Linked DNA regions of Homo sapiens: regions 1, 3, 4 and 5 are each linked to region 2. A link is a loop called in an ENCODE intact Hi-C map of the cell type or tissue named here. Cell type or tissue: heart left ventricle. All regions are shown on one strand.

Region 1 (5,000 bases), 250 kb before region 2:
TTCAAACAGTGCCTGGCACATGGCAAACACCATAGACGCTGGCGTTGTGTTCACCATTACTCTGTAAACCAAAAATAAAATTCTGACCAGGTGTGGTGGCTCACAGCTGTAATTCCAACACTTTGGGATACCAAGGCAGGAAGATCGCTGGAGCCCAGGAGTTTGAGACCAGTCTGGGCAACATAGAAAGACCTCATCTCTACAAATAATAATTTAAAAAATTAGCCAGGTGTGGTGGCATGCACCTGTAGTCCCAGCTATACTCAGGAGGCTGAGGTGGGAGGACTGCTTGAGCCCAGGAGGTGAAGGCTGCAGTAAGCCATGATCATACTGCTATACTCCAGCCTGGGTGACAGAGCGAGGCCTTGTCTCAAAATAAAATAAATACAAAATAGTAAAATAAAAATGTCTAAGCTCTCCAGCTGACTGGCAGACACGCCCCATTCCCTACCTCTGCCCCCTCCTCAGCCAAAGACATTCCAAACCTGAAAATCTAGTTCAAGCCATGATGGGAAGAGGAGTCTACATGCCTCATGATACCCTTCTCCCTTTGGAATTCAGGTACAAGGGACCAATATTAATGTTAAAATAAAGATCTGGCAGGGCGCAGTGGCTCATGCCTGTAATCCCAGCACTTTGGGAGGCCAAGGCAGGTGGATCACCTGAGGTCAGGAGTTTGAAACCAGCCTGGCCAACATGGTGAAACCCCGTCTCTACTAAAAATACAAAAATTAGCCAGGCATGGTGGCCGGCACCTGTGATCCCAGCTACTTGGGAGGCTGAGGCAGGAGAGTTGCTTGAACCTAGGAGGCAGAGGTTGCAATGAGCCAAGATCAGGCCACTGCACTCCAGCCTGGGCAACAAGAGCAAAACTCCGTCTCAAAATAAATAAATAAATAAAAATAAATAATAATAAAAAAAATAAGATAAAGATCTTAAGACTGACAAAACAATGTCTTTATAGGTACCAAATTCCAATCTGACTCTAGTATAGCATCACATGACAGATAGCAGGCCCCGAAAGAAATCAATGTATTTTATTCCAGAATATATATATATATATATATATATTTTTTTTTTTTTTTTTTTTTTTTTTTTGAGACAGAGTTTCACTCTTATCACCCAGGCTGGAGTGTAATGGTGTGATCTCAGCTCACTGCAACCTCTGCATCCCGGGTTCAAGCAATTCTCCTGCCTCAGCCTCCTGAGTAGCTAGGATTACAGGTGCGTGCCATCATGCCTGGCTAATTTTTGTATCTTTAGTAGAGATGGAGTTTCACCATATTGGCCAGGCTGGTCTTGAACTCCTGACCTCAAGTGATCCACCCGCATAGGCCTCCCAAACTGCTGGGATTACAGGTGTGAGGCACCATGCCCAGCCCCAGAATATATATTTTTTGACATATTTTGAAATGGCCCTGCAAAGCTGTCTCTTGTAGAGGAAATTTGTATCCTGTAGAGAATCCCCCTCCCTTTCCAGGTCTTTTTCCTGGTCCAGGAGAGATTAAGAGTCTGGTACCTTTTCAGGCCTGATAAGAGCTCTAAAGCCCGCTTCCTGGAGGCTTCCTCTGCATGAACAGAAACTTGATCTCCACAACCCCCATTTCCAGACACTCCTTTCTATTGATGCCAGGTTTTTAGATCATAACTTAACTCTTTCAACCAATTGCCAATCAGAAAATCTTGGAATCCACCTATGACCTGGAAGCCTCAATCCACCTCCATCACTCCCAGCTCTCACTCCCCTCTTTGAGTTATCCTGTCTTTCCATACAGAACCAATGTACACCTTAAATATATAGATTGATGTCTGCAAGTTCTCTCCCCCTAAAATGTATAAAATCACACTGTGACCCAACCACCTTGGGCACATATTCTCAGGACCTCATGGGGCTGTGTCACAAGTTGTGATCCTCATATTTGGTTCAGAATAAATCTCTTCCAATATTCTCCAGAATATGGCTCTTTTTGACAGTAGCTCTTCTAGAATTATTAATATTTCCAAGGCTAAGAAACTCATCACTAGATCAGTCAGCAAAAGAAGATTGTGTAAGTTCAGAACTTAGACCAAGAGTGTGTTCCACTGTCACCCAGCTCCAAGACAGGGACCCGTTGATTCTGTGACCTGCATGCTGCGATGGATCATTCAAATGCACAACAGGCTCCTGAGGCCATCACAGGCCGCCTGGCTCTTGTCAGGCCCTCCTGGTGGGGAGATTTTGACCACAGTTAGCAAAGGATAGAGCAAAGGACAGTTTCGCTGTCTAAAAAGCAAAATCTCAGAACACCGGCAGAGGGCGCAAACGGCAAGCCCAGGAATCACAGGGACGTCACTGCGAACATCTTTTTCCTCCAACATAGAACTAATTAACTTTGTGCTTGGGTATTCTCTAAAATAATTTCTGGAAAACCATGTAACCCTTGTACATTTTCTAAGTGGGCATAAAACATTTTCACCATAATTAAAAATAGTTGCGAGGGCTGGCATATCGCAAATAGTAACATTTAAAAATAAAACGATTACATCATTGTTTTAAATATATCCAATGACATATACACAACACAATTTGATACTGTCACCCATTTTTTAAAAATACATGAACAAGTTCTTCCTTAACAGTCAGAATCATTCATCTTTCCTTTTTCTCTTCATATTTCCGTTCCTTCCCCCATCAATTTGTAATATACTTTTATGCTGAAAGTCTTTTATTTACCACTCTACCATGACTCTTGCCACAAAAATACAAATGTAAATTGAAAATTAAAATGTCTCATTTCCTGAGACCTTCAAAGGCTAAGTATTAACAATTTTTCTTTGGGATAGAATTATCACTATTTTAAAAAATATTTTTTGGCTCCCTCAAATCATGGGAACTATAATTAATATCAACACAGCATTGCTACAAACAACACAAATATATTACACATCTTGATAATGTATTATGAGGTTTTGAAGTTGTCAGACTGCCTCTTTGGCACCTGACAAGTGTTTCCACCTTGGAGCAATGTGAGGTACAATGTAGGTGAGAAGGTGTCTTTCTTTAGTGACAAATACACTGAGAAGAGAAAGGAGAAGGCAGTTTTAACCAGAAACTTGGGAATCTGGAACAGTAGTTGCTTTTTTTTTTTCTTTGAGATGGAGTCTCACTCTGTCGCCCAGGCTGGAGTGCAATGGCATGGTGGCATGATCTCGGCTCACTGCAGCCTCTGCCTGCTGGGTTCAAGCAATTCTTCTGCCCCAGCCTCTCGAGTAGCTGGAATTACAGGCACCTGCCATCGTGCGCAGATAATTTTTGTATTTTTGTAGAGACAGGGTTTCACCATGTTGGCCAGGCTGGTCTTGAACTCCTGACCTCAGGTGATCCACCTGCCTCTGCCTCCCAAAGTGCTGGGATTACAGTCATGAGCCTTAAAACTTTCCTTGTCACACACAGTATTCCCTTGTCACATACAGTATTGACTACTCCAGTTTGAAGATGCGGTCAAAACCTGCTATGGAGAGACTGGGAAAGCTGACCGAGCCAGTGGCCCACTGGAGGGACCACAGCAGAGCAGACGGAGCAATAACATTCCAGATGCTGGGGGAGGAGCACACCCCAAGGTCTTTGCATGGCCCCGGAGTGCTGGGCCAGATGTCACTCAGCCAAGTCAACCCAAAGGAAGCCTGGAGACCGAGTCACAGGTAGAATCTGTGCAAAGGGAGGAGTAGACATTTTAAAAAAGAAAAAGAAAAACGCAATTTTCCCAAATAGCTTTGTTACTTTTTGACAAGGAATAACAGAACACCCGTGAGTAGGTAGTTTTTCTGTTTAAAAAAAAAAATTTTTTTTGAGACATAGTTGCGCTCTCTCACCCAGGCTGGAATGCAGTGGCACCATCTTGGCTCACTGCAACCTCTGCCTCTCAGGTTCAAGCGACTCTCCTGCCTTAACCTCCCGAGGAGCTAGGATTACAGGCGCCCACCGCCACGCTAATTTTTGTATTTTTTAGTAGAGACGGAGTTTTGCCATGTTGCCCAGGCTAGTCTCAAATTCCTGACCTCAGGAGATCTGCCTGGCTCGGCCTCTCAAAGTGCTGGGCTTGAGCCACCACTCCCGGCCTGTTTTAAATGTTTTAACTTGGGTTAAAGTGTTTCTATTTTAAGTGTTACATATGTCTATAGTCTATTTAATTGCCTTACTTTGCAATAAGACACTGAAATAATTTATAGCTCTTTAAACTCCACTTTTAGGGGCTGGATACAGTGGCTCACGCCTATAATCCCAATGCCTTAGGAAGGCCAAGGTGGAGGGATCGCTTGAGGCCTGGAGTTCAAGCCTAGCCTGGCCAACATGGCAAGACTGCTACCCCCAACTATTATTATTCTGAGACAGGATATCTCTCTGTTACCGAGGATGGAATGCAGTGGTGCCGTCAGAGCTCACTGGGACCTTGAACTCCTGGGCTCAAGGAATCCTGATGCCTCAGCCTCCTGTCTGTCTGGGGCTACCAGCATGTCCACACCTGACTAATTTTTGTATTTTTTTGTAGCAATGGGGTCTCACTATGTTGGCCAGGCTGGTACGGACTACTGGCTTCAAGTGATCCTCCAGCCTCAGCCTCCCAAAGGGGTGAGATTATGGGTGTGAGCCACCCCACCTGGCCTAGTTATTTTTTAATTAAAATTATTATTTAAATAATATTTATTTTTATTAGTGGCTCCGGAGTGCAATCCCAGAAACTCAGAAGGCTGAGGAGGGAGGATTGCTTGAACCCAGGAGTTCAAGACCAGTCTATCAACATAATGAGACCCAGTCTCTACCAAAAATAAATAAATAAATAATTAGTCGGGAGTCTAAGTTCCAGCTACTTGGGAGACTGAGACGGGAGGATCGCTTGAACCCAAGAGATCGAGTCTACAGTGAGTGATGATCGCACCACTGCACCCCAGCCTGGGTGATAGAGTGAGATCCTGAACCAAAAAAAAAAAAAAAAAAAAAAATAGAGATAGTTTGTACTTGA
Region 2 (5,000 bases):
ACTGGCAAATATGAGGCACAGAGACACGTAGGGTGCTGGTGATTGCGCCCTGGGACTTGCTCTCCACCTACCATGGGACACCACCATGTAAACAAGGCTGAGCTGGCCTGCCAGATGATGGCAGACAGGAGGCCAAGTCATCCTTGATGTCCCAGCTAAACATCATGCAAGTCTACAAACCCAAGTGAAGTTGTCTTAGACCACTGACCACCAGCCATGTTGACTCAGACCAGAACTGCCTAACTCGCCCATAAGCATGATGAGAAATAATACATGCTTATTATTTTAAGCCATTAAGTTTTGGAGTGGCTTGTTATACAGCAAAAATTAACTCATACACTTTCTAGCAACTGAGAATACTGATAGATACCCACATCCTATTGATCTCCAAGGCATTTTAACTCCTACTCATCTATTGAAATCATCCATCATTCTCATGTGAGTAAGTTTCATCTGGTCTCCCTGAATCCATCTGTGCCCCTCTCATCTTTTCTGCAACCTGCCAATCTGATTAAGCCACATCCCATGCTTAAAAATGGCTGCAAGGCTGGGCACGGTGGCTCACATCTGCAATCCCAGCACTTTGGGAGGCCGAGGTGGGTGGATCACTTGAGGTCAGGAGTTCCTGACCAGCTGGCCAACATGGTAAGACACCATCTCTACTAGAAATACAAAAATTAGCCAAACATGGTGGCGGGCGCCTGTAGTCCCAGCTACTCTGGAGGTTGAGGCAGGAGAATTGCTTGAACCCGGGAGGCAGAGGTTGGAGTGAGCCAAGATCTCGCCACTGCATTCCAGCCTGGGCGACTGAGCCAGACTCCGTCTTAAAAAAAAAAAAAAAAAAAAAGGCTGCAAGCTCATCAACATACCTCTCCCTCTCTCTCTTCCCACCCAGACTCTCTGACCTGCAGTCACACAGTGACAGTGCTGACAGCCTGTGTTCTGTTGTGAGCTGAAATCCCCGACTTGCTCACATATACATAAACATGCTTAAAGCTGCACCTAAGCAGATCCATCTGCTTCATTTACATCTAGAGATGGGCTGTAAGAACATGAGCTCTGGAGGAAGCCTGCCTGAGTTAGAATCCTGGCTCAGGGACTCACCACCTATGAGAAATTAAGCAAGTTACTTAACCTCTCTAAGCTTCAGTTTCCTCATGGGCTGGCTGTGGGTTCATATAAAATGCTTAGAACTGTGACTGGCAGGCAGGGCGCAGTGGCTTACACCTGTAATCCCAGCACTTTGGGAGGCTGAGGCAGGTGGATCACCTGAGGTCAGGAGTTCAAGACCAGCCTGGCCAAGATGGTGAAATCCCATCTCTACTAAAACTACAAAAATTAGCCAGGCGTGGTGGCAGGCACCTGTAATCCCAGCTACTTGGGAGATTTAGGCAGGATAATCTCTTGAACCCAGATGGCAGAGGTGCAGTGAGCTGAGATCGCGCCACTGCACTCCAGACTGGGCAAGAGTGAGACTCCGTCTAAAAAAAAAAAAAAAAAACTGACTGGCATGGGGAAGACATGCAGTGTATGTCAGCCATTATTTTCCACAAATATCAGATATATGTTGAGTACCTACTATCTCCCAGGTACTGTCCTAGGAGCTAGGGACACAGTAAGACAGTAAGGTTCCTGGCTTTAGAGAGCTGACATTTTAGTGAGGTGATAATAATAATAAACAAGTAAAAATACACACAAGATGATTTCCGAAAGTGATTACTGCACTGCAGAAAGCAAACCTGCTGGCCTTTGCACATGCTGGTCCCCGGCTCAGAACACTCCCCTCTCCGCCGGCTTCATGCTCCCTTCTTTCCTGACTTCCTTGGCTGGTCCAGTTCCCCTCCCACAAGTCCACATAACAACATCATCTACCTGTCTTCTGTGGCATTAGTCACAATTGTCATGTTGTCTTTATCAACGTCCTATCTACAGTGTGTGCCTCATGAGGGCAGGCCATGCCCTGGCGTTCTCCCTTGTGTCATAGTATAGCACCAACTCAGAGCAGGTGCTTAACAAATGGCTTCGAGGGCATGAATGACAGGAAAAAAAGACCCAATATCAAGCCAAACATCACAATTTCTCAAAATTTGTCCATTAGCCTCTGGCATAGGAAACATCCAGGGAAGGGAACTCCTACCCTAGACCCCACCTGCCCCACATCAGACCTCCTGGCAGCAGGCTTTTTTTTTTTTTCTTTTTTGAGATGGAGTTTCACTCCCGTTGCCCAGGCTGGAGTGCAATGGCGTGATCTCGGCTCATTGCAACCTCTGCCCTCTGGGTTCAAGTGATTCTCCTGCTTCAGCCTCCCAAGTAGCTGGGATTACAGGCACCAGGCACCACACCCAGCTAATTTTTGTATTTTTAGTAGAGACAGGGTTTCACCATGTTGGCCAGGCTAGTCTTGAACTCCTGACCTCAGGTGATCTACCTGCCTTGGCCTCCCAAAATGCTGGGATTACAGGCATGGGCCACCAAGCCCGGCCAGAATCTTTTTCTTCTATGCGCTAGTAGGCCTGAGGTCTTACCTTTCTCACCTACAAAAGCCCATCTAGAGCAGTCCTCCACATGGGGCACCCCCTGCCCTGCCGAGCAGAGGCAGGCCCCAGAAGGGACGTGTGTTGAGGGCAGCCCTTCCCTCCTGGGGGTGGCCCTTAGTTCTGCAGGTCCGAGTCTCCTTAGGGGCAGGCTCGCTCCCCAGCCCCTTCTCAAGCCAAGGGCAGATCTGACCAGCCCCAAGAGGGGATCGAGGAATCTTTGGGGCAAGACAGCAGAGCTTCTTTGGGGAAAAGGGACTTGAGGACTCACCTCACTGCTTCCCTTAAGAAGGGAGATGGGCTTCCGGGGAGCTGGGAGTCCCCAACATCTAGTGACAGGGGGGCACCAAGAGGGCAGCTCTCACGTTTTCTGTGAGTTTGTGCCTTTTCTGAGGTTTTCCTCAGACTCTCAAAGGGGTCCCTGCTGGCGACCCCTTGGGAAGAAGTTACCTCACTGTCCCTTCTCCCCTCCCCATGCAAGACACTGTCCTTTCTCAGGGAGCAGCCTGAGAAGCCTCACTGCCTGGGGGCGGGCGCCCTCTGCCGGTTGAGGGCTGGCCCAGGTCTGGCTCAGCCCACGGGGCGCTGCTGGCAGTAGGGCTGGTCGGGGAGACACATGGGGCTGGACAGGTGTGTGGGGCCTGACCTAAGCTCCTTCTCCAAAGGCAGAGAAGGCACTGAGGTGGGACATGAGTCCCAGGGGTGGGGCCTGCCGCTGACAGTGTGTGGCTGTGGGGGTCCAGAGGCACATGACCTCAAAAGAGTTTGTTTCAATTCAGACAGGCAAGGGCTAGAGTACACATTTTGTATTTAAAAAACAGAGGACATAGCTAAAATATTTATAGAGGATCGACCCCATGGTTTTTTGTCAGCCCCACAGCAAGGAACCAGAACTTGGTTTTGCAAAAATCAATATGCTTACATAGCCCTGCTGAGAGACAGGGCAACAGCCCAAGGCCTGGCTCCCCGGCACTGTAGGCAGCTGTTGCTAGGAACAGGGGCATCAGATCCCAGCATGGCAGGGAGAGCTTCACTTTGCTTGCTGCCACCATTTGTTGAGCACTTGCTAAATGCCAGGCACTGTGCAAAGAGCATTTTCCCCACACAGGTAGGATTAGAAAGTAGTAGTCCTCTTATCTTCTCTAATGGATGGAAAAACTGAGGCTCAGGATGGGAAGGTAACTTGTCCAAATAACACACAGGAAGATTAAAAGTAGAACACCTCATTTCTCAAAGCAGCAGAAAAACAAGTATGTTCCAAAACTACCAATGGAGAAAAATTTGCATGCTGTAAACTAACAGTTCATTAAATTCTGTTTAAGGCTGGATGCGGTGGCTCACGCCGGTAATCCCAGCACTTCAGGAGGCTGAGACTGGCAGATCACCGGAGGTCAGGAGTTCAAGACCAGACTGGCCAACATGGCGAAACCCCGTCTCTACAAAAAATGTAAAAATTAGCTGGGCGTGATGGCACAAGGCCTGTAATCCCAGCTAATGGGGAGGCTGAGGCAGGAGAATCACTTGAACCCAGGAGGCAGAGGTTGCAGTGAGTCAAGATCATGCCACTGCACTCCAGCCTGGGCGACAGAGACTCTGTCTCAAAAAAAAAAAAAAAAAAAAGAAAGAAAGAAAACAATGGAAAATTCCAGAAATAAACAATTCCTAAGTTTTAAGTTGCACACCATTCTGAGCAGTGTGATGTAGTCTTCTGCCATCCCACTTGGGACACAAATCATTCCCTTTGTCTGTCATGTCCACGCCGCATATGTGATCCACCCTATACTATGTGATTGTATAGAGAAAAACAGCATACATATATGGTTTGGCAGTTTCCAAGGTTTCAGACATCCACTGGGGGGTCTTGGAGCATAACCTCATGAATAAGGTGGGACTCCTGCAGTTGCGACAGAGACCAGACAGTCTTCAAAACCTAAAATATTTGTATTTTTCAGTACAGGAAAAGCTTGTCAACCCCTGGTCTACACACCTGGTTATCTTGGACCATCCTGCCCCAGACTTCCTCCGTAACAACCCATATAATGTTTCTATGACCATAGACGTAAAAGGAAACTGTGACCTTTACCAAAATAAGCAACTTATTTTTCACAAATTACTTATGTAATAAGCATCCTGTTTCCAAAACAGACCTCAGTTTTCAGGTCCGTTTTGAATTGACATTTGTCACACTGCTGACTCCTTTGTTACTGAGTGAACGATATATTCTTGAGACCAATTTTTCTAAGAAATGTTATTTTAGCACATGTTCCATGGAAAGGAGGGTTTACGTTTCCAAAATACAGATGTGACAAAGAGGAAGCACATCTGATGGCCAATGAGGAGAAACAACAGAGTGGATCCTGAGGCCTCCCGTGTCCTTTCAGCCTCCCTCTGCTACTCCCACTGCTGGCCACACCAGCCTCAGGGAGGGACTGCCATGTGCACTTTCCACGGCAGCTCATTTAACTC
Region 3 (5,000 bases), 62 kb before region 2:
GTGACTCAGGCCAACGTTGGAAGGCCCACCAGGAGAGGATTCCACCTATCATAGTGTGACCCTGTCTCTACAAAAAATACGAAAATTTAAAAATTAGCTGGATGTGGTGGCATGCACCTGTAGTCCCAGCTACTCAGGAGGCTGAGGTGAGAGGATCACTTGAGCTCAGGAGGTTGAGGCTGCAGTGAGCCATGATCGCACTGCTGCACTCCAGCCTGGGTGACAAAGCGAGACCCTGTCTCAAAAAAAAAAAAAAATTACATAATTCAAATCTGTGTTAAATGACACCTGTCCTTTAGTGATCAAAGGAGCAGAAAGTCCAGTTCCTTCTGTGTTCTGGGTGGGCTCGTTCCCTTGTAGAAATGTCCCTCTGTGCTGGCAACAGGATATGGTTGCCATTCAGCTCCTGGCCAGCCTGGGGCACAGGTCAATGTCATGGTCCCAGCTCATGAGGAATCCGGAAGAAAAAGATTTGTGGCTTTACACTGCTGCAATTTTTCAGTTCTTTGCTAATCTGCATTCACTTTTGAGCTCGTGTAAATTGCAGAAGAAGAGGGAAGTCACTGTTTGAAATAAGAATGGAACTATTATCAGCAAATACTTTGGGCACTTACTATACAGTTAGCCCTTCATGTGTATTAACAAGTTCATCCTCACAGCCCTGCGAGGTCCTGGGGAGGGCACAAGTACATAAATCATGTCCCAGGGAGTCAGGCTTTGGATCAAAGTGGTACTTACACAGATGGCCTCAAACACGTGAAAGACACTATAAACCGGCAAGACCTGGCTCACCAGGGCAATGACATCTCTGCAGAAGAAATGAGAAAGCATTAAGACACAGATGTATCCTTTGAGACCCATTTATATCCCTTCTATTCCACACCCCACCCCCACAAGAAAAAGCTTTGGAATAGAGGTAGTTGCCCCACACAAATGTAACTGGCACTGCTAGCCCAGAGTTTTCTGTGTCTGTGGGTCACACCTAAAACTTCAGAAGAGCCCCCACAATTTTGGACTGCCCTTCAATTAGCCTCTTGTCTATGGACAGGCACTAAAGGCCTGGGGTGGATAGACAGAAGTTGGCTTCCTCTCAGTGAGAGCCAAGCCTGGGCTCTTCCTGCTTCCTTTGGGCCCAGCACTGAGCCAGGAATGTGATAAATCTGAGGACACACTGGGAACCACTTTGACATTTTCCAAGAGTCAGCACAGAAAACTGATTACCTACTCATCATTGGTAAAAATATGCCCCAGCTGATTTTTCAGGATGCTTATCAGGGTGCCCAGGACCAGGGAAATGCCAACTGGAAGAGACAAAAGGTGCAGCAATGACAGACCCCAAGCCAGGAAGCACCCTTGCTCAGATCAGCAAAGGGCTGGCCCCTATGTCAGTGCAAGTCAGCCCAGCCCTCTGCAACCAGGTGCCTTTTGTCACAGGCCTTCATGTCCCCCGCATCTGAGGCGTTCATTTGGGCTAGACAGTCTTGTAGGAAGGGCAGTGTGGAAAATGCTTCCACTCCAGTGGTTCTCAGAGTGGGCGGCACGCTGGCGCAGCAGCATTAGCATCACGTGGGAACTTGTTAGAAACAGATTCTCAGACCCTGCCTCCGACCTGCTGAACCAAAGCCTGCTGGTGAGGCCCAGCAATCTGTGACCAGCCCTCCAAGGGGATTCCAGCGCAGGCTACAGCCTAAGAACCACTGCTTTCTACAGGGAAGCCGGTCTGAGCCTTCCAGTCTCAGAAAGCACAGCCATGATGTCAGAGGACATGAGTGGCTCCTTCTCCAGAGTGGGTTGGCAGCTGCCAAGCTCATGGGGGTGCTGGGAGGGCCAGGCCTGCAGAAGGACTCTGGACAGCTGGAAGGAGAGTGCTGGGCAGGAAGGGCCGTCAAAGAGTCAGGGTTTGCTCTAAGGTAAGTGGTAGAAGCCAGCTGTCTCCAGAAGAGTCCCAGAATCACAGCAGCAGGGAAGGAGTGAGTGGGGATGGGGAGAAAGTGGTGGGAGGGACGCCTGCTGCTCAGGGAGGGGCAGCTGTCAGCTTATCAGCAGAGGCTGACCTGGGTCAGATGGCAGGTCCAGCAGGCTTGGAAGATAAACCTGGCAGCTCCCGAGGCCAGCCCTGCCTCCAGCATGCCAGCCTTCCTGTGGCCCAGGCTGGTGACTCAGGCCAACGTTTGAAGGCCCACCAGGAGAGGACTCCACCTACCTATGCTGAGCACGCCCGAGACGGCCGAGCGCTTGGCCTGCACAGTATCCGCAGCCCCCAGAGCCATCCCCACTCGGACACAGACCCCGATGCTGAGCCCCAAGGGAATCTGGGATCAAAGATAAGAAAGCACTGTCAGTGGGCCCACCCTCCAACCCCTGAAGTCCTGAGCCAGCCTGGGCCAAGAGGGACGTGAGCGGGAAGGCAGAGCAGATCTCAGGCATGCAGTGTAAGAGGCACGTCACATTCTTGCTGCTGACAATGAGGCAGGGAGGGCTGGGGCTGGGAGAAGGGTGGGGGTACCCCCAGTGACACAGCCAGTCCCACCACCACCTGCGCCATCAGAAGCAGCACAGGCAGGCGGGCCTTGCAACCGAAATCACTGTGTTGTCCAAATCAAATGAGTAAACAGATTTTAAAGAGGTGACTGTGGTCTTAGTCCCAGAAAAGCTCCCTGTAAGAAAAAAGATATTTCAGCAGAAACCACTTGTAAAAATAAGAATCTCTAAATTGATTTTGTAATGTAGATTTTTGTGACTCCTTTGCTTAAAGCTGGGGTCAGGGATAACATGCAGATGCGTACCCGAGTGACATGGGCTGCATAAGCAAGACGATGGCTGTGTCTCTGTGGGGAGTAGAGGGGAGGTGGGGGCTGTGGTGGAGGAGAGCCCATGGCCCTGCTGGGGACGCTGTCACCCAGCTCTGGCCGACTGCAGTGTGCAGGAATGTGGCCTGCTGCTCGATGGAATGTGCTTTTTTTTTTTTTTTTTTTTTGAGACAGAGTCTTACTCTGTTGCCTAGGCTTGAGTGCAGTGGCACGATCTCGGCTCACTGCAACCTCCGCCTCCCGGGTTCAAGTGATTCTTCTGCCTCAGCCTCCCAAGTGGCTGGGACTACAGGCTTGTGCCACCATACCTGGCTAACTTTTTATATTTTTAGTAGAGATGGGGTTTCACCATATTGCCCAGGTTGGTCTTGAACTCCTGGCTTTGTGATCCGCCCTCAGCCTCCCAAAGTACTGGGATTACACACGTGAGCCACTGCGCCCAGCCTGGAATGTGCATTTTTAAAGAAAATCCAAAAATAAGATTGTGATGTGAAATCTCCCAATTTTAAAATGATACTAATTAATTTTTAAAATTCCAACATCTGTGAGTGAAATATCACCCTTGGTCGTCAGGTTGTGGGCACCTGTGTGTGAGTCCTGGCGTAAGCTGAGCAGGGTCTGGACCTGGTGGGCACGAGAGGCCCGGGGAGGGTCCTTCGGGAGACAGAGATAGCTTCAGGTGACAGCCTGCCCCCCTCCTATGACACCTCCAGCCATCAGGTGGGGGATGTGGGGAAGGCACCCCTGCAGGAGCCTTACCATGTAGGTCACAGTGGCCACCTCGTAGATGACAGCCTGGGCAGAGAGATCCACCACACTGAGCAGCCCTAGAGAAGAGGCCCGCCGTGAGTCCGGCCCGCAGCCCCAGACACCCAGACCCTGCGCCGACAGGACGCTGCTTTGCTTTGGGGACTCAGGGGCTTTTTTTTTTTTTCTTCCTTGAGACAGGGTCTCACTCTGTCGCTTGAGCTGGAGTGCAGTGGCGCAATTATAGCTCACTGCAGCCTCCACCTCCTGGCTTAGGTGATCCTCCCACCTCAGGCCCCCAAGTAGCTGGGACTACAGGTGGTGCCACCACACCCAGCTAATTTTTGTATTTTTTTGTAGAAACAGAGTTTCGCCATGTTGGCCAGGCTGGTCTCGAACTCCTGGCCTCAAGTGATCCACCCACCTCGGCCTTTCAAAGTGCAGGGATTACAGGCATGAGCCACTGAGCCCGGCTGATTTTGAAGGGCAGATTGGTAACAATGACAACAAAAAGACATTCCTGCCTGGCCTTCAGCCTGTTAGGAAAATTCTGCCCAGTGCCCCGGAGGCCCCTGCAGGCTTCCCTGTGTGGTCTGTCTTTCCAGATGAACTCAGGGTGGCAGTGTGAGGGAGGGGACAGAGAACAGGACCAGGGTCCGGCAACTCGAGTTCGGTTCTTGGCCCTCCCACTGATTTTCTATTTGTGGAGTTCCTGTGTTCTTGGGGCCCCGTTTTCTCATCTGCAAATGCGGGGCAGGGCAGGGGTTCTCACATTCAGGCTGCCTGGAGTCCTCACTTCACCGAGTGCTCTAATGAGCACACACAAGGCAGCAGGTGGGAGCCTCACACTGGCAAGCCTGGACCTCTGCTCACACCCGCAAACCAACTGAATCTCTCACTCCTCCGTGCCTCAGCCACCTCCCACGGGCACCTGCTCTGCCTGGCCCATGCTGGGATTCAGGCACAAAAGGCCCAAGTCTGCCTCCTGGATGCTCACAGCCTACTGGGGAGGCAGACCAGCAACAGACGGATCAGCCCCGCTGGGCAGTGGTGTTCTCTGGGTCCAAGCCTGAGGGCCTGGCCAGTGAAGCTGGAAGGGGGCTGGTGAGCTGCCATCCTGGGGAGGGGGCTTCTGGGATGGGTGAGCCGCCATCCTGGGGAGGGGGCTTCTGGGCTGGGTGAGCCGCCCACACGCCATTGCGCCCCCCATCCTCTTCCACGTACCCATGAGGAAGCTCCCGATCTCATAGGCCCACCACTCAACACAGATCATGAGCATGCTGGGGACAGCCAGGGAGAAGAAGGGGCCCCAGTCCTGCAGGCACTGGCTGGACCAACCTGGAAACAGAGGCCCCATGAGCTGACAGCCTGCCCTGCTTGCCCACCTCATTCCTGCTCCCCACTGCCAGGAGGCCCCTAAACCCCTTTGGCTCTTCCTGCTCT
Region 4 (5,000 bases), 300 kb before region 2:
TTGGGAGGCTGAGACAGCCCAGAAGTTTAAGACCAACCTGGGCAACATGGCAAAACCCTCTGTCTACAAAAATACAAAAATTAGCCAGGCGTGGTAGCACGTGCCTGTAGTCCCAGCTACTCAGGAGGCTGAGGCAGAAGGATCACTTGCACCAGGAGGTGGAGGCTGCAGTGAACTGTGATTGTGCCACTGCACTCCAGCCTGGGTGACAGAGTGAGACTGTGAGGACCCCACCACAAAAAAAAAAAGAAAAAAAAAAGTTACAGTTCTCAAGAGGAGGGAGCACGCCACCCCATGCAGGGCCATGCAGAGAAGCATTGAGGTTGGCCAGAAGGCAGGAGCGAGGGGAAGGCGTGGATAAAAGGCTTTATTGGGTTTTCTCTGGAAGGAATGGGCAAGGCAAGGTGAGTAGGCTTAGGGTTGGTTAGTTTGAATAATTTCCGCAGGCTCTGCGGTGTAGAGTGTCCCAAGTTGTCTGTTACCTGGCCCTGGGATGATCTGGGGTGCAGAGGAGCTGCAGAGCCAGCCAGCCTGTGGAACTCCTGGCAGGGTTTCCTGTAGGCACTGCTCACCTCTCCTCTGCCTTCCCAGAGCTTCACTGCCAATGAGCAGAAAGTCCAAGGAATTGGGAGTGTATCTGCAGAGACCCATCTTAAACTATGTACAGGCTTCCAGAAGACAGTCATTTAACTGGAGACCAAGTTAGGCTGTGGGTTGGAGAGGGCTGGAAGAAAATGACAGTGAAATTTGTTTTTCCACCAAGAGACATAGTGCCTCTGTTGGGAGGTGGGGGAGCTTCTACACTGAAGTGGGTTAATCTCTGAACTGCTCCTCTAGGGCTGAGGCCCCCCAGCCGTGCATGATGCCCTGAGCAGAAGGGTCTGACCAGGAGAGGGCACCAGAGCAGAGTGCGGGTCAAAGTTGCTAAAGCCCACACCACGGGTGGCCTGGGGCTCTGGGGATCCCCTGGAGTGGCTGTGGATTGTTGAGCCTGGCAATATATTGTGCATCATTTTTTTTTTTTTTTTTGAGACAGAGTCTCACTCTGTAGCCCAGGCTGGAGTGCAGTGGCAGGATCACGGCTCACTGCAACCTCCGCCTCCTGGGTTCAAGCTATTCTCCTGCCTTGGCCTCCTGAGTACCTGGGATTACAGGCGTGCGCCACCACACCCAGCTAATTTTTGTACTTTTAGTAGAGACGGGGTTTCACCATGTTGGCCAGGCTGGTCTCGAACTCCTGACCTCGTGATCCACCCGCCTTGGCCTCCCAAAGTGCTGGGGTTACAGGTGTGAGCCACCGCACCTGGCCTACTTTTTTTTTTTTGAAACAGAGTCTCACTCTATCACCCAGGCTGGAGTGCAGTGGCATGATCTCAGCCCACTACAACCTCCATCTCCCGAGTATTCTCCAGCCTCAGCCTCCCAAGTAGCTGGAATTATAGACATGCACCACCACGCCTGGCTAATTTTTGTATTTTTTGTAGAGATGAGGTTTCACCATGTTGGCCAGGCTGGTCTTGAACTCAGGTGATCCACCTGCCTCAGCCTCCCAAAGTGCTGGGATTACAGGTGTGAGCCACCACTCCTGGCTTTTTGTATTTTTTTTTTTTTTTGAGATGGAGTTTTGCTCTTGTTGCACAGGCTGGAGTACAATGGCGCGATCTCAGCTCACTGCAAACTCCACCTCCCGGGTTCAAGCAATTCTCCTGCCTCAGCCTCCTGAGTTGCTGGTATTACAGGTGTACACCACCACACCCGGCTAATTTTTGGTATTTTTAGTAGAGATTTTGGCTAGTTTTTGGTATTTTTAGTAGAGACGGGGTCTCACCATGTTGACAGGAGTTCAAGGCTGGTCTTGAACTCCTGACCTTGTGATCTGCCTGTCTCGGCCTCCCAAAGTGTTGGGATTACAGGCATGAGCCACCGCACCCGGCCCGCTTTTTGTATTCTTTTAAAATAGAGAAGTGGTTTCACCATGTTGATCAGGCTGGTCTTGAACTCCTGACCTCAAGTGATTCTCCTGTCTCGGCCTTCCAAAGTGCTGGGATTACAGACATGAGCCTGTGCATTGGATTTATCTGATTTCAAAAATCTCAAAGACCCAGGAAATGCATGAATTAGTATGACAAAAGATCCCCCCACATGCGAATATTTGAACCCTAGAAAATCTGAGCCAGGGCTGGGCGCAGAGGCTCACGCCTGTAATCCCAGGACTTTGGGAGGCCGAGGTGGGCAGATCACGAGGTCAAGAGATTGAGACCATCCTGGCCAACACGGTGAAACCCTGTCTCTTAAAAACACAAAATTAGCTAGGCGTGGTAGCACGCACCTGTAATCCCAGCTACTCGGGAGGCTGAGGCAGGAGAAACACTTGAACCCAGGAGGCGGAGTTTGTGGAGAGCTGAGATCTCGAGATCTCGCCTTTGCACTCCAGCCTGGCGACAGAGCAAGACTCCATCTCAAAAAAAAAAAAAAAAAAAAGAAAATCTGACCCATGTGTGACCTCACAAATCATCCATCCAAAATGTTCATTCTACAGATAGGGAACCCATGACCCAAAGAATAAAGCTTGTCCAAGATCAAACTGAAGCCCAGGATTTGGGAATAGAAACCAAGGGGCAAGGAGGTAAATGGGATGTCCATCACTTATTTATTTATTTAGAGACGGAGTTTCACTGTTGTTGCCCAGGCTGGAGTACAGTGACGCGATCTCGGCTCACTGCAACCTTCGCCTCCCAGATTCAAGTGATTCTACTGCCTCACCCTCCCGAGTCACTGGGACTACAGGCATGCGCCACTACACCCAGGTACTTTTTTTGTATATTTTGTAGAGACAGGGTTTCACCATATTGGCCAGGCTGGTCTTGAACTCCTGACCTCAGGTGATCCATCCACTTGGCCTCCCAAAGTGCTGGGATTACAGGCGTGAGCCACTGCGCCCAACCCGGGTCACCAATTTCAGGGGCTGGAAAATCAAGCACAGGCTTATTCCTCCCTCGGTGCCTGGAGTGCCCTCTAATGGCTAGTTCAATAACCGCCTCGAACATCTTAAGGTAAGACACGACATAGTCATGAATATTTAAAGTCCTTCACTGCTCTCCAGGAACCTCCCCTCCTTCATTAGTGTATGTGTGGGGGAAACATACACATCACTGAAATTTAAGTGCCATCATGATGAACCTTTTTTTTTTTTTTTGAGACGGAGTCTTGTTCTGTCGCCCAGGCTGTAGTGCAGTGGCATCATCTCGGCTCACTGCAAGCTCTGCCTCCCGGGTTCACGTCATTCTCCTGCCTCAGCCTCCCGAGTAGCTGGGACTACAGGCTCCCGCCACCACGCCCGGCTAATTTTTGTATTTTTAGTAGAGATGGAGTTTCACTGTGTTAGCCAGGATGGTCTCCATCTCCTGACCTCGTGATCCGCCCGCCTCGGCCTTCCAAAGTGCTGGGATTACAGGCGTGAGCCACCGCGCCCGGCCGAACCTTTTTTTTTGAGACAGGGTTTGGCTCTGTCTCTCAGGTTGCAGTGCAGTGGTGAGATCATAGCTCACTGCAGCCTTGACCTGCCGGCCTCAAGCCGTCCTCCCACCTCAGCCTCCTGAGTAGATGGGATGACAGGCGCACACCACCATGCCTGGCTAATTTTTGTACTTTTTCTAGAAACGGAGTCTCTCTATGTTGCCCAGGCTTGTCTCAAACTCCTGAGCTCAAGCCATCTTCTGGCCTTGGCCTCGCAAAGTGCTGAAATTATGGGCGTGAGCCTGGCGAGGATGAATATTTTGTCTGCTTTGTTCAGGATAGTGGTCTCTGTGTCCATGGCAGTGACCACACCCATGCATAATAGACATTGAATAAATACTTGCTGAATGGCTGAATGAATTAAGTACTCACTCTGCACACAGCTCTATTTCTGGATTTTTGAGGTGCTTCAATCAACAGATATTTACCAGTGGCTTTCTGTGTGCAATATACCATGAAGAGAGTCATGGAGTCAGAAAAATTTTAAAGCCACTGTTCATGTCCTAATAGAGTTGCCGTTTATTAGTGTACAAGACAAACCACAAATCCTAAGTGTAGAGATAACATGGCAAAGATGAGAGGGGTGAGCAAAGCCATGGCGGCGAGCCAGGCAGACAGACGGACTGCAGCCAGGCTCCGGGGCCTCCCGGGGAGATGGGGTGCACGTCCAGGTGGGAGAAGTCGGCTTTCAGAACAGGAGAAGGGACGGCTTTCCAGGGCTGGGGCCAGTGCCTGCCTCATTTTCCATCTCTCAATTCCGCATTCTTCCTCCTCACTCACCACAGTCGTGGGGGCTGAATTCCCGAATTACTAAGACTCGCCTCTCTCGGGGAACTCGGTCGCTGTCCTTACCACCTCTCCGATGGCTCCTCCCATCCCTGGCCACGTCCACCTTTGGATGCTTCTTGCCGTCACACAGTCCCACACCCAGCTGCGCAACTGAGCACTCACAGTGTTTAGAATCCTGCAGCCGCTGGCCCCAGGCTTTGACTCCACGGGCTGAGGCCTTTAAGGACATCAGCAGGACCGAGCCAAAGGAGCTCCGCCCACCCAGCCAGAGAACACTGATGCAGGGAGATGGAAACAGGATTTAGTTACTGAGACCTTGTTTACACAAAGATACTCCAAGAGAACTCATGGATGGGAGGGAGTTGAGTCTTGGCTGCGGAAGCAGGCGAAAAGAGAAGTAAACCGATCTCCATGGACCGTGGAGCGGTTCTGGGCAGGTGGCACTGTAGGAAGAAGACAGGAGCAACGGCTAGATGGAAGGCAGGCGTGCTTTGAGTGTGGCAGACAGCGGGAGACTGGGTTCAGCAGGACCCTAGGGGTTCCAGGTCATGTCACAGCTTTATTAAGATATAATTCAGGCCGGGCGCTGTGGCTCACGCCTATAATCCCAGCACTTTGGGAGGCTGAGGTGGGCAGATCACCTGAGGTCGGGAGTTCGAGACCAGCCTGACCAACATGGAGAAACCCCGTCTCTA
Region 5 (5,000 bases), 260 kb before region 2:
AGCACAGACCCTTTACGGGTGTCGGGCTGGGGGACGGTCAGGTCTTTCCCTTCCCACGAGGCCATATTTCAGACTATCACATGGGGAGAAACCTTGGACAATACCTGGCTTTCCTAGGCAGAGGTCCCTGCGGCCTTCTGCAGTGTTTGTGTCCCTGGGTACTTGAGATTAGGGAGTGGTGATGACTCTTAAGGAGCGTGCTGCCTTCAAGCATCTGTTTAACAAAGCACATCTTGCACCGCCCTTAATCCATTTAACCCTGAGTTTGACACAGCATATGTTCCAGAGAGCACGGGGTTGGGGGTAAGGTCATAGATTAACAGAATCTCAAGGCAGAAGAATTTTTCTTAGTACAGAACAAAATGGAGTCTCCTATGTCTACTTCTTTCTACACAGACACAGTAACAATCTGATCTCTCTTGCTTTTCCCCACAGTGTTGTATTTATTGAATTAAGATTGATGCTTCATGTTCTTCAACAGACCAGGAGAGTTTATCTTTCTTATTTAATAAGGTTTTTTGTTTTGTTTTGAGACGGGGTCTCGCTCTGTCCCAGACTGGAATGTAGTGGTGCAATCATGGCTCACTGCAACCTCGACCTCCTGGATTCAAGCAATCCTCCCTCCTGGTCCCTCCAATGTGCTGGAACTACAGACATGAGCCACCACGCTCGGCCTATTTACTAGCCTTTTTACTGAAAAATTTATTCACTCACTTATTGGCCAGGCGCAGTACCTCACACCTGTAATCCCAGCACTTTGGGAGGCCCAGGCAGGAGGATCACTTGAGCCTAGGAATTCCAGACCACCTGGCCAACATGGTGAAATCCCTTCTCTACTGAAAATACAAAAATTAGCCATGGATGGTGGCACACACCTGTAATCCCAGCTAAGTGGGGGCCTGAGGCAAGAGGATCGCTTGAGCCTGGGAGGCAGATGTTGCAATGAGGCCAGATCACACCACTGCACTCCATCCTGGGTGACAGAGCAAGACTCCATCCAAAAAAAAAAAAAAGCATTCACTCACTGTTTTATTTTTCTTATTTAATAGGAAGAAGAAAGTACTGTTCAAATCAGGGACTTGACTCCCACAAGACTCCCACAAGAGCCCGGAGTCTTAAGTGGACAATGAGCCGTTTAAAACCATGCACAGGCCAGTCGCGGTGGCTTAGCCCGTAATCCCAGCACTCTGGGAGGCCAAGGAGGGCAGGTCACTTGAGGTCAGAAGTTCGAGACCAGCCTGGCCAGCATGGTGAAACCCCATTTCTAGTAAAAATACAAAAATTAGCCGGATGTAGTGGTACGCATTTGTAATCCCAGCTACTTGGGAGGCTAAGGCAGGAGAATCGCTTGAAACCGGGAAGCGGAGGTTGCAGTGAGCCGAGATCGCGCCACTGCACTCCAGCCTGGGCAACACAGCAAGACCCTGTCTAAAAAAAAAAAAAAAGCCAGGCTAAGTGTCTCAAGCCTGTAATTCCAGCACTTTGGGAGGCCTAGGCGGGCGGATCACCTGAGGTCAGTAGTTCAATATCAGCCTGGCCAACATGGAGAAACCCTGTCTCTACTAAAAATGCAAAAAAAATTAGCCAGGCGTGGTGGCGGGCGTCAGTAATCCCAGCTACTCGGGAGGCTAGGGAGGCTGAGGCAGGAGAATCGCTTGAGCCCGGGAGGCGGAGGTTGCAGTGAGCCGAGATTGCGCCACTGCACTCCAGCCTGGGCAACAGAGCGAGACTCTGTCTCAAAAATTAAAAGAAATGTGGCATTTTCCAAGTCTTTTTGGCAAGGTGCTTCCTGGCCGTGGGCGTCGCCCTCCGCACCCCCGCGCTTGTCCCCTGAGAGGAGAGGAGAAAGGAGCAGCCCCGAGCCCCGAGCCCCGCGCCCCCGCGTCCCCCGCGCCGCCATCCGCTCTCGGCCGCCACGCCGGGTTCCTGCCGCCTCCCGACGACAACGTCGCCGCTTCACAGGAGGCAGGGCACCCGGCGAGCGGCGACCGCGAACGCCTCTGACGGCCGCCCAGCCGCCCCCAGCCAGGCCCCGTCGTCCCCAGCCCCGCCCGGAGTCAACCCACCTCCCTCCTCGGCGTTCCCTCCTCCACCCGCGTCCCCACCCCCGCCCCGACGTCCCCTCGCTCCCTCTCAGAGTCCCTTCTACCCCGGGGTCCCCCTGCCCTCTGGGCTTCCTCTAGTCCCTCGTTCCTCCCCTGGACATCTCCTCACCCCTAACCCCCGGCGTCCTCACCGCTCCTCGGAGTCACCCACCCCCGCGTCCCCTAGTCCGCCCCGGCGTCCCCTTCTCCCCTGCGTCCCCTTCTCCCCTGCGTCCCCTCGCTCCCTCCCAGAATCCCCATGGCCCAGGGATCCCCCCGATCCTGGGCCTCCTCCTGGGCATCTCCTTAATCCCACCCCCCGGTGCCAGTCCCCGCACCCCGGCGTCCCCTCGCCGGGTCACTACGCGACGCGGAGGAGGCGGAGCCCGAGTCTCGGCCGCCGGGTGGCTGCTCCGCTGCGGCGCCGCAGTTCAGGCTGGGATGCTCCAGCGCGTCTGTGTTCCCGCACCGGAGAAACCACACTCGCTAGCGCTCTGAATTGGTGCTGGAATTCAGGAAAGAGGGCGTCTTTCCTCCTTAGCCTCCCAGCCCTAGAACCATACTGCAGAAACGAGGTCTTTAGCGATGCGGAGTCACCACTTTGGTGTGACCTCGTGGCGCAATGGTAGCGCGTCTGACTCCAGATCAGAAGGTTGCGTGTTCAAGTCACGTCGGGGTCAAGGTTGGGTTTTTTTTTTTTTCTTTCTTAATTGTAGAGGATTGGAAAGAGCGGAATAAAAGTCATAAATGAGAAATTAAGCCCCCTGCAAGATATGTTGTCCTTCCAACGCAACGGAAAGCAACTTCTTTTTCCTTTCCCTGGGAATAAAAACGCCGTTCCGTTCCGAGGGAGGGGCAGCACCAACCCTCCGAGCGAACCGCGAGGGAGCCGGAAGCCACCCAGCCGTGTCGCAGGGAGGGCGCCCCGCCCGCCACTCCCACGCCCACTTCTGCCCGCCCCCCACTCACCTGGGCTCTCACCTGGAAGGGGTCCCTCGCTTCCCGGAAGTGGGTTCCCCACCCTAAGGACTGGTGTCTTTTGCATCTCCGTCTTCTCCCTGCCTGCCTTGAACTTCTCTTTTTTTGTCTGCCGCACTTTCAGGGATTCCTAGTCTCAGTGATGATCTCTCTGGTGGTCCTTTCTCTGACACCTGAATTGACACCTCATTCTCAGCAGGTCTATGATTCGGCCACAGCCGTAAGGCCTGGATATTCACTTCAATGTTGTCTAACAGTTGTTACCATGTATGATATCTGGTTGGCGGGTTCATAGGATCTAATGTTACGAAACATGATGTTCAGGTCTGAATTCTCTCCACCTGCGTGGTCCAAAAGCCCCAGGCCAAGAAATTATAGTTTCCCAGGTTAGGATACCCCACAGATGCTGGCAGAAGTTGAGGTAAATTCTCTCTGAGAGAAATACATCCTCACAACAGGCCTTTTAGTTTTCCCACATATAAAGTCCCAGTCGAAATTTACTCATAATACATTTTAAAGGAAAATAAAGTCTGTGAAGCTGATTCTGCTGTCCACTGTTTTTGCAAAAACAGCAGAATCAGATCCACAGATTCCAGTATGGAGATTATCAGATATTGAATACCCAATGGATATGTTTAATCTTTTTCAAAAAATAAAAGAGGAGACCAAAAAGTTAACTAGAGAACGATAAACAATAAAAATATATGTGTAAATAACTAAAAACAAAATTCTAGCAATGGAAGATTTAATACTTGAAGTTAGAAACACAATGGATATATTTAACAGCAGATTAGACTGAGTTGAAAAAAGAATAAAATGGAATATTGTGGTGATTCAAAATATGTGGTCAGTCATGACTAAATATACAAATTGAAAACTGCTCAACCGTATTATAAAAATAGAGGGTCAGGCATGGTAGCTCATGCCTGTAATCCCAGCACTTTGGGAGGCCCAGGAGGGAGGATCTCTTGAGCCCAAGAGTTCAAGACCAGACTGAACAACATGGTGAGACCCCATCTCGGAAGTAGTGGTGCACTGCTGTGGTCCCAGCTACTCAGGAGGCTGTGGCAGGAGGATCACTTGAGCCCAGGAGCTCAGGAGGCTGCAGTGAGCCATGATCACACCACTGCACTCCAGCCTGGGCAATAGAGTGAGACCCTGTCTCAAAAACAAAACAAAACAAAAAGTAGGCTGGACGGATCACCTGTGGTCAGGAGTTCGAGACCAGCCTGACCAACATGGAGAAACCCCATCTCTACTAAAAATACAAAATTAGCCAGGCGTGGTGGCACATGCCTTTAATCCCAGCTACTCAGGAGGCTGGGGCAGAAGAATCGCTTGAACCCAGGAAGCAGATGTTGCGGTGAGCCAAGATCATGCCATTGCACTCCAGCCTGGGAAACAAGAGCGAAACTCTGTCTCAAAAAAAAAAAAAAAAAAAAGTCAAGGAATTATGTTTTGGTATAAAATTCTTTGATTTCTTTTAGGGCCTGCTGTCTGTCACGTTAGTATCTTATTGCTACGAAAAGTCAGTCTTAAGGTCTCTGTTTCTTTCTTTTTCTTTTCTTTTTTTTTTTTTTTTTTTTTTTTTTTTTTTTTGAGACAGAGTTTCCCTCTTGTTGCCCAGGCTGCAGGATCTCTGCAACCTTCGCCTCCTGGGTTCAAGCGACTCTCCTGCCTCAGCCTCCCAAGTAGTTGGGATTACAGGCTTGGTGCACCACTACACCTGGCTAATTTTGTACTTTTAGTAGAGATGAGGTTTCACTATTTTGGTCAGGCTGGTCTCGAATTCCTGACCTCAGATGATCCACTCGCCTCCTAAAGTGCTGGGATTACAGGCATGAGCCACTACGCCAGGCCAAGGTCTCTATTTAAAATTGGTGCTGGTCAACTGTGCCTGAATTCCAAAGGGAGGAAGGTATAAGGAAACACGACCAC

What was found. A loop is a pair of places that touch in the nucleus more often than their neighbours do. Peaks named below come from ENCODE experiments on the same cell type or tissue, not always from the same donor. Only the 100,000 strongest peaks of a DNase experiment are listed, where the experiment ranks them.
Region 1: a loop joins it to region 2, with 14 times the contacts of the local background. A loop is called at or near these places in 110 of 110 quality-filtered maps.
Region 3: a loop joins it to region 2, with 2.2 times the contacts of the local background. A loop is called at or near these places in 15 of 110 quality-filtered maps.
Region 4: it touches region 2 in a loop (5-fold over the local background); 5 of 110 quality-filtered maps call a loop at or near these places.
Region 5: a loop joins it to region 2, with 13 times the contacts of the local background. A loop is called at or near these places in 109 of 110 quality-filtered maps.

Annotation. Positions count from the first base shown.
Region 1 is chr17:19,511,790-19,516,789 of GRCh38, forward strand. No RefSeq gene overlaps it. Among named protein-coding and RNA genes, the nearest start is that of TRW-CCA2-1, 6.1 kb to the left of the region's middle. In heart left ventricle, a CTCF peak has its summit at 2,295 (motif pointing right); a DNase peak (open chromatin) is centred at 2,272; H3K4me3 peaks cover 271 bases; H3K27ac peaks cover 1,451 bases.
Region 2 is chr17:19,763,588-19,768,587 of GRCh38, forward strand. No RefSeq gene overlaps it. Among named protein-coding and RNA genes, the nearest start is that of ALDH3A1, 18 kb to the left of the region's middle. RefSeq lists an enhancer at 3,177-3,326. In heart left ventricle, a CTCF peak has its summit at 3,078 (motif pointing left); DNase peaks (open chromatin) are centred at 2,605 and 3,084.
Region 3 is chr17:19,701,867-19,706,866 of GRCh38, forward strand. SLC47A2 (solute carrier family 47 member 2) reads right to left here. Exons shown (of 17, transcript NM_001099646.3): 9 at 4,782-4,895; 10 at 3,570-3,637; 11 at 2,204-2,312; 12 at 1,226-1,301; 13 at 739-808. Among named protein-coding and RNA genes, the nearest start is that of SLC47A2, 12 kb to the right of the region's middle. RefSeq lists an enhancer at 4,496-5,000. In heart left ventricle, CTCF peaks have their summits at 2,210 and 2,859; a DNase peak (open chromatin) is centred at 2,117; H3K27ac peaks cover 1,374 bases.
Region 4 is chr17:19,466,527-19,471,526 of GRCh38, forward strand. No RefSeq gene overlaps it. Among named protein-coding and RNA genes, the nearest start is that of TRW-CCA2-1, 39 kb to the right of the region's middle. RefSeq lists an enhancer at 4,476-4,985. In heart left ventricle, CTCF peaks have their summits at 868 (motif pointing right) and 3,011 (motif pointing left); DNase peaks (open chromatin) are centred at 4,135 and 4,455; H3K4me3 peaks cover 1,100 bases; H3K27ac peaks cover 1,451 bases.
Region 5 is chr17:19,505,489-19,510,488 of GRCh38, forward strand. It overlaps TRW-CCA2-1 (tRNA-Trp (anticodon CCA) 2-1), which reads left to right and starts at 2,693; the gene lies at 2,693-2,764. RefSeq lists enhancers at 1-591, 4,780-5,000 and silencers at 1,806-1,975, 2,046-2,105, 2,216-2,265, 2,346-2,425. In heart left ventricle, no CTCF peak of the experiment used is centred here; DNase peaks (open chromatin) are centred at 1,893, 2,543 and 2,986; H3K4me3 peaks cover 2,025 bases; H3K27ac peaks cover 1,882 bases.